Linked DNA regions of Mus musculus: region 2 is linked to region 1. A link is a loop called in an ENCODE intact Hi-C map of the cell type or tissue named here. Cell type or tissue: heart. All regions are shown on one strand. Links, peaks and the distances in the headings refer to the core of each region. The heading gives the core; the rest is flanking DNA.

Region 1 (5,373 bases), core at 254-5,253:
TTCTAGTCACTGTGCAGAGCCAGAACAAAACACTGATTAACCAGCCCCACCTGGACTTTGTTCTCTTGCCTCCTGACCCAGATCTTTGTCTATTAAACCCAGAGCTCACATCAGCACTCCAGAGATGGGCTCAAATGCTTGCTTTGTGGTGTTTAAAATACTTAACCTGCATTTTCACAATGGCGTCTGCTCACTTTCTCTGGGAAAAGCTTGACATATGGGTAAAACACCATGGCCAGGACAAACTTAGAAAAGGATGGATTTATTTGGGCTTACGGTTCCAGAGGGATGAGAGTCCAGCATGGCACGGAGGCCTGACAGCAGGCGGCAAGCAGCGGTGGCGGCCAGAGCAAGAAGCTGGGAGCTCACCTCTCCAATAGCAAACACAAAGCAGAAAGTGAACGGGAAGAAGGGTGAGGCTATACATTCTCCGAGTCCAGCCCTCTCAGTGCCCAAGCATTCAAATACCTGAGCCTCCTGGGACATGTCTCGACCCAAGCTTCACAGAACCCATGGAGCCGGGCCTCTGACCTAGGACTCTTATTATATTATGACCTCACTATGGTGAAACTATGCCTACGTGGCCTATTACCACCAGTGGGGCACTTGAGCCATCAGTTCCACTATCCCACTGAGGTTAAAGCAGAGACCCTAAGGAGCTGAAGGTTCTGGTCCTGAGAAAGGAAACCCAGGTAGTGGCTGGCATGGCAGTGCTCAAGTCAGCTCACAGGGGTGGGATCTCACAGGGGTGGGATCTCACAGGGGTGGGCTGATGTCTAAGTGAGGTGAGAGAACATTCACTGGAGAGGTGTTGGATCCAAAGAGTTCTGTGTTCGAACCTTCCCTGTTCATTCTCCCACACCCAGACCCCTCCTGGGGGTCTCTTCCTCCCCCATACCTCCCAGTTCTACCTTCTGCCCCTCACATGTGCGCTCACGCCCCTCCTTTCTCTATGATGGAAGCACGGGGGCCCGTGCCTGAGAGCCCTGCACAGGAACAGGATGCAGCTGGATGCCACATCTGTTCTGAGGTTCGGGGCGGCCAGTGCCTGTGCTCAAGGCCCAGCCAGGCAGAGGGGAAGCACACAGGGCCCTGCAAAAGTGCTTCCGCAGGAACCCAACTTCCAGGAGTCAGTTCTCACTTTCTACTTTATTGGGGCAGGGTCTCTCCTGATGTTTCTATTCTCCCATCTCACTGTAGGACTACCGCCATTACAGACACATGCCTCTACAGCCAGGTTACTTTTTGAGATTGGAATCTAATTACAACATTTCTCCTTTTCTTTCCCTCCCTCCAGACTCTCCTAGACAGTTCTCCCTCCTCTACTTGAAATCATGGCCTTTTTCCTTAATTGCTATTGCATGCATATATGTATTTGTATCATACAGATATATTTCTAAAAATAACCTGTCTTGTTTATATAGTGTTACTAGTATGTGTCTCCAGGCCTGACCAGTTAGCACTGGGCAACTCATTAATGTGCCCTTTCCTGGGGAAGGCTTTCCTTCCTGCTCCCAGCATTTCATCTGGGTTGCAGGGAATCAAACCATCTCCCCAGCCTCCTATATAATTATTTTATGGACGTGTGTATGAATGAGTGAGTGAGTAAATGAATGAATGAATTAATGAATAATGGGAGGGGGGTCAGAGAAGTACACTATGATAAGAAGTGTCTCCGCCCATCCTAAGCATCTTCCTGCTAACTTTTGGTGAGTAAGCCATGGGAGACAAATTCCTCCCCTACACAGCTAATGGTCTCTTACTCCCTCCTCAGCTCTGCAGCGGGCCCATAGCCTCCAGTCTCCAACTCCAAGCAAATACCAGAACTGGAGAAGAAGATTCCAGTCCAGTGAGTCATGGGCAGGGGGAGGGGTGGGGGAGGGCAGTCTCGCTCATTCCTTACATGGTATCTTCTCTGGCCTAGCCTGGAATCCAAGGGCAAGGAAAACTGTTAGCTTGACTTGATTTCCACTGCTGGCTGTAATCATTGCCGAGGGATTTGGGAACTCTCCATTCCTCTCCCTCTACTCGGAAATCCCAGCACCTTAAGATTCTGTAGTTTCACAGAGCTGTAGCAGCTATGAGCTCCAAGTTTGAAATGAGAAAGGGAAACTGAGAGACGGGTGCTTGGTTCTGTCCCAGAAACTGGACTAGATCCCAACCCCACCCCACCTCTGCTTTTGGTTCTATGCCATTGTGACCAAGGCAAGAAGATAGCAGCTTGCACTAGAATATAAGTGTGTGTGTGTGTGTGTGTGTGTGTGTGTGTGTGTGTGAGAGAGAGAGAGAGAGAGAGAGAGAGAGAGAGAGAGTTTATTTCTTCTCCAGATCTTGGCCCCGGGTGAGTTTCAGAGCTCCCACAAGAGGAACAGTGTCTACAGTGACCATGCACACACAGTCACACAGCAAACAGAATTCCTCCAGGACCCTTGAGTGAGAAGCTGAGGGTCCACCCTGCTCTGACCCCATCACCCTCTTCTGCCTCCCCTAGTCTGCATGTTCTCTCTCCCACCTCCATCTGCCCAGGCTGACCCAACACGGCCTTGGGCTTCTGCTCTTCCTCCTTCCGAGTCAGCTTGATTCCTGGCCAATGAGTCACTTCCCACCAACCCCCAGACTCACCACTTCTCCTGTGTCTACCTGGGCCAAGGGCCACCTTTGGAGCCAGACCAGGCCTGCATACCTGGGAACAAGCTAAGATGACACCTGAATCATCTGAGCTCCTTCAGGTGTCAAACCTGAGAGGACAGAGAGAACTAAGGTTTCCAGGAGTCTCCCCACAACAAGCGCTAGGATCCCTCTCAGGCCAGTCCTCCTGGGTGCTAAAGCCATCCCAACAGTTGAGTACCACCAGTGTCAGGGCGCTCAGTCAGTCCTCAGCAAGCTCCCAGCATGAGGTGAGATAGGAGCTTGGCAAACATCAGGGACAGGGGTTCTAAAAAAAAAACAAGACAGACTTCTACTACTCAGAGGTGGACTTCGGGGACAGACCTGGAGACTTTAGCATTCCATTACTAATGGATACAGGGTGTGAGTCTTAAGCAACAGTCATGCTAGGTGCAGACAGGGCTTGAACCTGTTATTTCTGTGACCTAGCAAGGTCTAGTTCAAAGGAGTTCTTGTTTATGTGTAAAAGGGGGGAAAGAGAGAGAGGAAAAAAGGAAGGAAGTTTAAAAACTGGTTGGATTAGGGCCCAATGAAACAGTATATGGGTTCAGACTTGCAGGATGCTGCCCCTAGAGGGCGCTCCAAGACTTTGAGACGACAGAGTCCTTCCTACTAGGAAGCAGTAGTACTCGGAATCCCAGTCATCATGTCAACCCCGAAAGTCAAGAACCCCTATGCCCCAGAACAAGGCTTATAGGATATAGGGCATAGGCATCCTTTCCAATTGAGCTGGCTTAGAGTGAACTGAACGTCACCATCAGGGGGAAAGGCCGCCGCTGTCAAACAAAAACAAGAGAAAGTCGCACAAGGAATTGCCCCAGCGAGCACAAAGACTATAATCCTGTCCAGGGCCTACTTTTCAACCCCTTTGGCACAAAAGGACCTGCTAGCCAGGAGCACTCAGTCCCTTTGCCCTACAGAGGACAAAGCAGCCTGGCTGGGCCATCTCAGAGCTCCACAGCAAGAATGGGAGAAGAGGATGGAGGTAGATAAAGAATGAGCTCCTAAGCCAAGAGTTAGAGCAACCCTGGCTGGGCCGGGTGTCCCACGGCCTCTGAGGCAGACCAGGGGTCTATCTATTTGCCAGATAGTTTGTGTGCAAGGGGAAGGAAATGGATGCGAATCATGCTAAGCTAGCTTGTGTCTGCATGGCGGGCGGTACTTTTGGATAAGGACACTGGAGGTGAGTAACTTGCTCCCGTGAATAAATTGGGGTCCTGGGGGTCCCTTTCCCATCTTTTAGAGGAGCTTGAAATCATGATCAGTCTCATGGAAGAGGTTTCCCATCTCTCAGCTCCTCCCTGGCCTTTCTTTCCCCTCTGGAGTCCTGCCTGGCCCTTGGGCAATGCCTTGGCCCAAGGACAAAGTCAAGGGGAGAGACCAGGCCCCATTTCTCAAGCCTTCCACAACCTCTGACTTTAAGATAATGGATAAGGACGTTGTGACCAGAGATCTCACAGCAAGGATGGATCCTGGGATGACAGGAAGGAGAGGGGAGCGGCTTCTGCATCATGATCTTATAGATCCCAAGACCTCTCTGTCTAGCTTGTGTCTAGCCCAAGGTGTCCCTGACTCTGTGTCACAAGGTCCTCTGTGACTCCTCAGAGGAACAAAGGGACAGTCTGTGGAGCTGAGGAGACTTTGGAGGCTACTTAAGGAGCCTGATTCAGGCAGGGAGAGAAGATTGAGGGGGCGAGAAAGAGAGGGAGACGGAATTTGGCAGGAATTTAGTAACTGGGGGCAGGAAGCAAGACAACGACTCACTCACAAGTTTTGCCTTTTTAGGCTAGAACCATTATGTTGCAGGCTGGGATGGGGTGTGGGTAATGGGCTGGAGGCCAGCGCCTCCCCTGCATCAGTTCCTGGCAGCTGATGGCCTTTCTCCCAGGGTTTCCCTCTAACCCACCTCCACAGCAGCCATGTTCCCCGGTTATCTTTCCCCTCAGAAACAGCCTGGGGCAAGGGTGGGGTACCCTATGGGAGCTCATGGACCACGTGTACAGCAGCCATCTTTTGAGAGCCTACACCTGGTATGCACTGCCTAACATGCTAATCTTTATATAAAGAGAGCAAAAATCATACTGAAAGTCCACCAAGGGCTCTCTGTCCCTGAAAGATGTTTGAAACTCTTTTTGGGTGGAGGTAACTTAGACTTAGCTTTTCTTCAGATGTGCGTCCCCAGAGATGCCTGACCCTGTGTCATTAAGTTCCTCACATTTTCTCAGAGCAACAGAAGCATAGTTTGAGTACATGATCAGGTACCTATCACCTAGAGCTTTGAGGAAAACGGAAGCCTGGGAATTGTGTTGAGCTAAGAAATGAGCTAGAACCTGTTGGTTGGACATACTGAAGAGACATCTAAATGGGCCACTGAGCCGGTTGAAGCAGGGAGTTGGGGTACTGGGTGGAAAATAAACTAATGACACACAGTCCCAGGATATGCCTAAGGAACGCTGCTCAGGGCCACAAAGGCTTGTCGTGGCCTGAGAAGAACGCCCCGAGCATGCCCATGAAAGACTGCTTTTTTCTGAATCTAGCTCAATATAAGTTATTTGAAATGCTCCACCCTGGAGATAAAATATCTGATCTTGCAGATTTGAGGTTACCGAGTTGGAAGGGAAGAGGAGGAAGAGAGACAGGAAGTGTCAGTATACGTGGGTCTAAACGGCCTCCCGGGACGTACTGTCAGAATCCTGCTCTTGCAGG
Region 2 (5,373 bases), core at 198-5,197, 540 kb after region 1:
CTGTGAACAGAAGTCTTACTGAGTGAACATTGTATCAGTTCCCTTGATGTGGGAGTTACATTGTCTTTTCCTTTTTATAGTTGCTGAGTCTTCTCATGAGGTCAGTCTCGAATCTAGTCACAAAGTAAAGGGAGTTTGGATTAATTTTTGTCAGCACATCTGGACATTTGGGCACAGAGGTGGGAATGAGGTTAGAGGTCACGCTGTGCTTGCATACCCTTCTCTCTTTCTATTCAGGAGGGCCATAGTCCAAGATTCTCATTGACTGTGTGAAACCGCAGTTTCAAAGATGTCCTAATTATAGCATGACCACAGAGTCCCAGAGTTGATGGATCCTCCCACACTTGATGCTCTCTCTGGTGCTCCAGGATGCTGTTAAGTAGAGTTAAGGTGACTTGAGCACAAGCATGGAGATATAGCAGAGTTAGGGTGATGGCTTACTAAGTAACAAACGGTTAGGTAGTATATACACTGTGGATGCCCTGGACAGAGGGAACAGTCATGCCCCAGGGAGGATGGAGCAGCTGGAGATTGCATCACAGTGTTCAAACTGGGATGTAACTTAAAACCTCATGAGTCGATTATTTGTGAAATTGTCCGTTTGCTCTTCTCTGACTGCAGCTGATGGCAGGCAACAGACTCAGTGATTAAAAACCACAGGGTGGGGGGGGGGGGGCAAAACCACCAACAGAAATGGACGACTGTCGTCGGCTGTACGGAAATATTTATTGGAAAATAATACGTAATGCACATAATGGCCTTGACGTCAGTGAGCACATTAATGGGAAACAAAGAGGCAGAGAGAATGGAGAATGGAAAGTTAGACAGAAAAAAGCAAAGATGGAAACAAACAGACGGAGAGGTGGGGGCGGAGGGAAGGGAGGGAGGAGGCAGAGGAGGGAGAGTGAGAACGGTGACCACAGAGAGCCCTAGGACAAAGAAACAAGGCTAAGGGCTTTTTCACATGGCCACAGAGATAGACACGGAAGATGAGCCCTGGCGCTAGGTGGAGTGTGCGCATGCCCAACCCTTGCCTGTCCTGTCACTCAGGAGCTCTGACCTTGTGAGCTTTCCTCCCTCCCGCTCCTGTGACAGCTGCCTGTCAGTCTGTGTGGCCAGGAGACGTTAAGAATAGAAGCTGTGCAGAAGCCAGGGATTCTCTGAACCAGCACAGTTGATTTTGTGATGCCCTCAGGTCCAGTCTGAGGGAGGCTCGGTGTGCGCGGTCCCTGGGTGCTTATGCCTCCGTCTGGAGCCTGCGTGATTTCCCACTGCTGCTAATCTTGAGCTTCACTCCCCTTACACATCACCAGTTCCCCGAATCCACTCCAGGCTGCCCCACCTCACTGCCAAGATTCCCTCACAGAGATGCCCGCGCCATGCCCCGCCCCCACCAACCCTCCTGGCGTCTTTCTGCGTCGTCCTTTTTCCTTCTTCCCCAGATGTACACCGAGTTACCTTGTAGCAGGTGACAGCAGTGGGCCCATGGTCTCTTTTGGAATAATCTCTCGGAGAATTTTGTTAAGTGAATTTTCTCACCCTATAGTCTTAAGTCTCCTCTGTCCTCAATGTAGCTTTCTCTGTTCAGAATTGACATCTGAATCTCTGCTGGACCAGCGCCTAAGACTGAATTGACTCCCAGGGCCTGGACGGGGGTACTGAGATTTTGCCTACCCCCCCCCTCCCCGGCCTTAATAGTGAGTTGGAAAGAGGCTGGATTTGTGATAGAGTCTGCTCGAGAGAATTCTGTTTACAAGACCATCCTGTTAGGGAGAGACTTACCTCCATCTACTATCTTGCAACGTCTGGAAATCCTTCAGGGGATTAGTGGCCCAGGAGTTTAATGTCAGGAGCAGGTAGAAATGAGGACATCCTAGTTTCAGGGCATAAGGCACAGGTGGACATAAAGATGTCACCTTTATAAGTGCCCAAAGCTTAGCTTAATACCATGTTTTAAAAAGAAAACCTCCTGTGTTTCTTTTTAAAGGTTTTGTCTTTGGTGTGTGTGTGTGTGTGTGTGTGTGTGTGTGTGTGTGTGTGTGTGTGTGTGTGTGCATGTAAGAGAGACAGAGACAGAGATACAGGGACAGAGACACAGAGAAACACAGAGACAGACAGAGACATAAAGAGACACAGATACAGAAAGACAGAAGGGGTAGATGGAGACAGAGAGAAGAGGGGAGAGGGAGGCAGAAGGAGGGGTAACACTCATGGAAATCAGGGGACAACTTGCAAGGTCACACATTTTACCAAGGTCTTTGGGCCCCTCAGACTATACAGTCAGGCCTGGCACTACCATTTCTGGGGCTATTTTCAGAGAAGTAGAGCAAGTTTTGTATGGCTGGGCCACCTGGGGCCACAGGGTTCTTGGAAATTAAAAAAATAAAACCAAACCAAATCAAACCAACCAACCAAAAAAAAAAAAAAAACAACAAAAACCCACTTTAGTACGTTCCTCTTGTGGACAGCAGAGGGCAGCAAACTGCCATGTCAACACTCCTGGAAGCCGGCGGCTTGGATAGAAGAGACTACTAGGGTTGGTTGGCTTCATGTTTTTAACCATTACAAGCACATGCTGGTAACCCCAGAACTTTGGAGGCCAACCTGAAAGATCATGAGGTCGAGGACAACTTGGGCAACATAGTGAATTCAGCCAGCTGTCTAAAATTGTCAAATAACAACAACAACAAAAAAAAAAACCCTGAAGCCAAGGGACTGTACATGATGCTCTTGGCTCCATTCCAGCACACTGTGAACCAGGTCTAGTGTCCTACACCTGTAACCCCAGCACTGTAGGTTCACAAGTTTAAGGACATCTTCAGCTACATAGCAATTTCAAGGTTAGACTGGGATGCATTGAGACCCTGTCTCAAAATAAAACAATGCTCTCCACCCCCAAACCTAAAACAGAACAAGCAAAACCCAGAACCCCTCAGTCAAGGTCATATGTGTGGTTGCTATTCCTGCAAAACCTGAACTCTTTCGAAAGCTCTTTTGACCTTGACAGTGGGAGCCAGCGAAGGGTGTCCAGTGCAGGGCTATGCTGCCTATAAAGAAGACAGACCCCTTCAAAGACTTCCCAAGTAGCTGGCATCGGTCTCCATGGGGCTGCCTCTCATCCTGACAGTTTTCCAGCAAGGTCTGTATTGCCATCTCTCCTTTCCTAAGGAGGGCACTGGACTCCAACTTGGGCAATTTTTCAACGGCTCATAGCTATGAAGTAGAATAACATGGATTTGAATCCTTGTCTACTGACTTTCTAAAAAAAAAAAAAAAAAAAAAAAAAAAAAAAAAAACAATGTCAGCTCCACAAATCCAATCTCTAATAAGATAGGTATAAGAACGCCATCTCGCCTCCATGTGCTGTAAGTGAGAATATGTGTAAGACGGCAATCCCTCAGGCTGTACCCAGTTCTGTCAGATCATTTGTTCTGTCGGGACAGCTGGCACCCAGATTATGCCCGTGCTCTGCTGGCTCATCTCTCTCTACCAAGTGTGCTGACTTCACACAGAGAGAGCCAATTGACAACAAGGAACCTTGTGAGAAAAATGACACCATGAGATTTGGCCTGTAGGCAAGTTTGTGTGGACATTTTCCTAGTTCATGATTGATGTGGGAAGGCCTAGCCCACTGTGGGAGGTGCCCTTGGGCAGCTGGACCTCAACTGTATAAGAAAGCAGGCTGAGCAAGCCATGGGGAGCAAGCTAGTAAGCAACATTCCTTCGAGGTTTCCAATTTGGTTCCTGCTCTGCTTGAGTTCCTGCACTGGCTTCTCTTAATGATGGACTAACACATACAAGCCAAATTAGCCCTTCCCTCCCAAAGTTGTTTTTGGTTGCTGTTTTACCACCGCAGTAGAAAGCAGACTGGAATGGTAAGAAGGGCCTACGCAACCTTTTGATTGTTGCAACCCCACCTCAGTTCACTCTGCGTCCCAAAGCTCTGAGGTTCTCAGAAGCTCATCATTGGTTGGAACCCCATGAAAATGATCCTTCTACTTAATCTCCTACACTTCTGGCAGCCTGAGACAGTTTTGTTTCGATGGGTTGATTTAGAAGTTACATAGAAGACTCAGTCACTCCTGAGGTAGTCCCAAAGCATATCAGAGTCCAAAGAAGATGGAGCTGTAAGTGTTCCTATGTAATGGAGGTGAACTACAGATTCCAAGGCATACCCATATCAGGTAGAACTCATCAACGAGACAAGCAGAGTCCATATAAGAGACAGGACATGTGCCATTGCTGAGTCCATGATTGTCACCCAGCTGAGGAGCGAGGCTCATGGCCTGCCTGGATTTAGCTTTGCCTTGCCTTTGTGGTTATAGATACAAGCAAGGCTATGTCTGACAATGGCTGCTGTACACAATAAGTGGGAGGGGATAGCATTACCTAGTCTCAAACCAGACTCTCTGAGCATAGCAGCCATTACTGCCTTCAAAGCAACTGTAACGGCCCACGAGAGACCATCAAGATGTCCCTGAATGAGATGAAGCAGTCTCATTCAGGGCCAAGCAGGGAATGAGCTGTCCAAAGAAGCTGAACATGGAGAGGAGACTAATCTAAGAGAGTCTGTGTGTCATTTCTACATGGCACCCACACTCCCTTGAGCTTTTATAATACCTTTTGGGGTTCACCAAGCTCTTACCCAAGGTTCTAGCCACTCTTTCCTACAGCCCCCTCCCAGCTGTATGTAAATTTGGCCCCAGAAGCATGTGGTCGCTGGGTCTCTGGAGGTGTGTAGAGGAGGTGTATAGAGTATGGAATGTTAGCCAAAGGTCGACTCCATCTACGCAGCTACAGGAAGTCATCATCCGTGCAGGTGTGAGACTTTTTGGCGATGTGTTGCCTTGAAGGCACTCAGGTAACCTCTCGCTTTCACCCTGTAACTCACCTCTCGCCTTTGCCCTGTAAACTCTGTAGATGCATTGGTGGCAAAGTTGGACTTTGGTGGGATTGTTCCAAGATGTTGATGCCCTAGCTGAGGTGCCATGTTTGATTACTACTCCTCAGGAAGAGTTTTCTACAGCACCCATAAGCTGTTGGTGGTATTTATCCCATGGGATTGTAAAAACACAAGTGAGTGTGGATGCCACGCAGAGATGACACCCAGGGTCCCCCGCTTAGGTGCTCCGATTCTGTGCTCAGCTCTTTGTTTGGACAGCACGTCTTCTGTTTGTTCAGAGGCTGCCTCGCCTCAGGCTGTGCTTTCTCAAACCCCCAGGTACTTTCAGAAGAAAGGCAGCCATGTAGACTCATAACCAACGTAAACAAAAATGAGCCCCAAAGCCCTTTCGTAGTCCCCATTGTGTCTCTGAGCTGACACAGCTGACCTTGCCTGAGTCGCTGGCAGAGAAAAGCCCTGCTCGTTCCCAG

What was found. A loop is a pair of places that touch in the nucleus more often than their neighbours do. Peaks named below come from ENCODE experiments on the same cell type or tissue, not always from the same donor. Only the 100,000 strongest peaks of a DNase experiment are listed, where the experiment ranks them.
Region 2: it touches region 1 in a loop (4-fold over the local background); 1 of 42 quality-filtered maps calls a loop at or near these places.

Annotation. Positions count from the first base shown.
Region 1 is chr7:112,374,241-112,379,613 of GRCm38, forward strand. Micalcl (MICAL C-terminal like) reads left to right here and starts at 617. Exons shown (of 10, transcript NM_001381862.1): 1 at 617-1,129; 2 at 1,775-1,849. In heart, for the core only: a CTCF peak has its summit at 3,227 (motif pointing right); a DNase peak (open chromatin) is centred at 1,841; H3K27ac peaks cover 3,925 bases.
Region 2 is chr7:112,917,537-112,922,909 of GRCm38, forward strand. No RefSeq gene overlaps it. Among named protein-coding and RNA genes, the nearest start is that of Rassf10, 34 kb to the right of the region's middle. In heart, for the core only: a CTCF peak has its summit at 2,475 (motif pointing right); DNase peaks (open chromatin) are centred at 535 and 1,185; H3K4me3 peaks cover 532 bases; H3K27ac peaks cover 611 bases.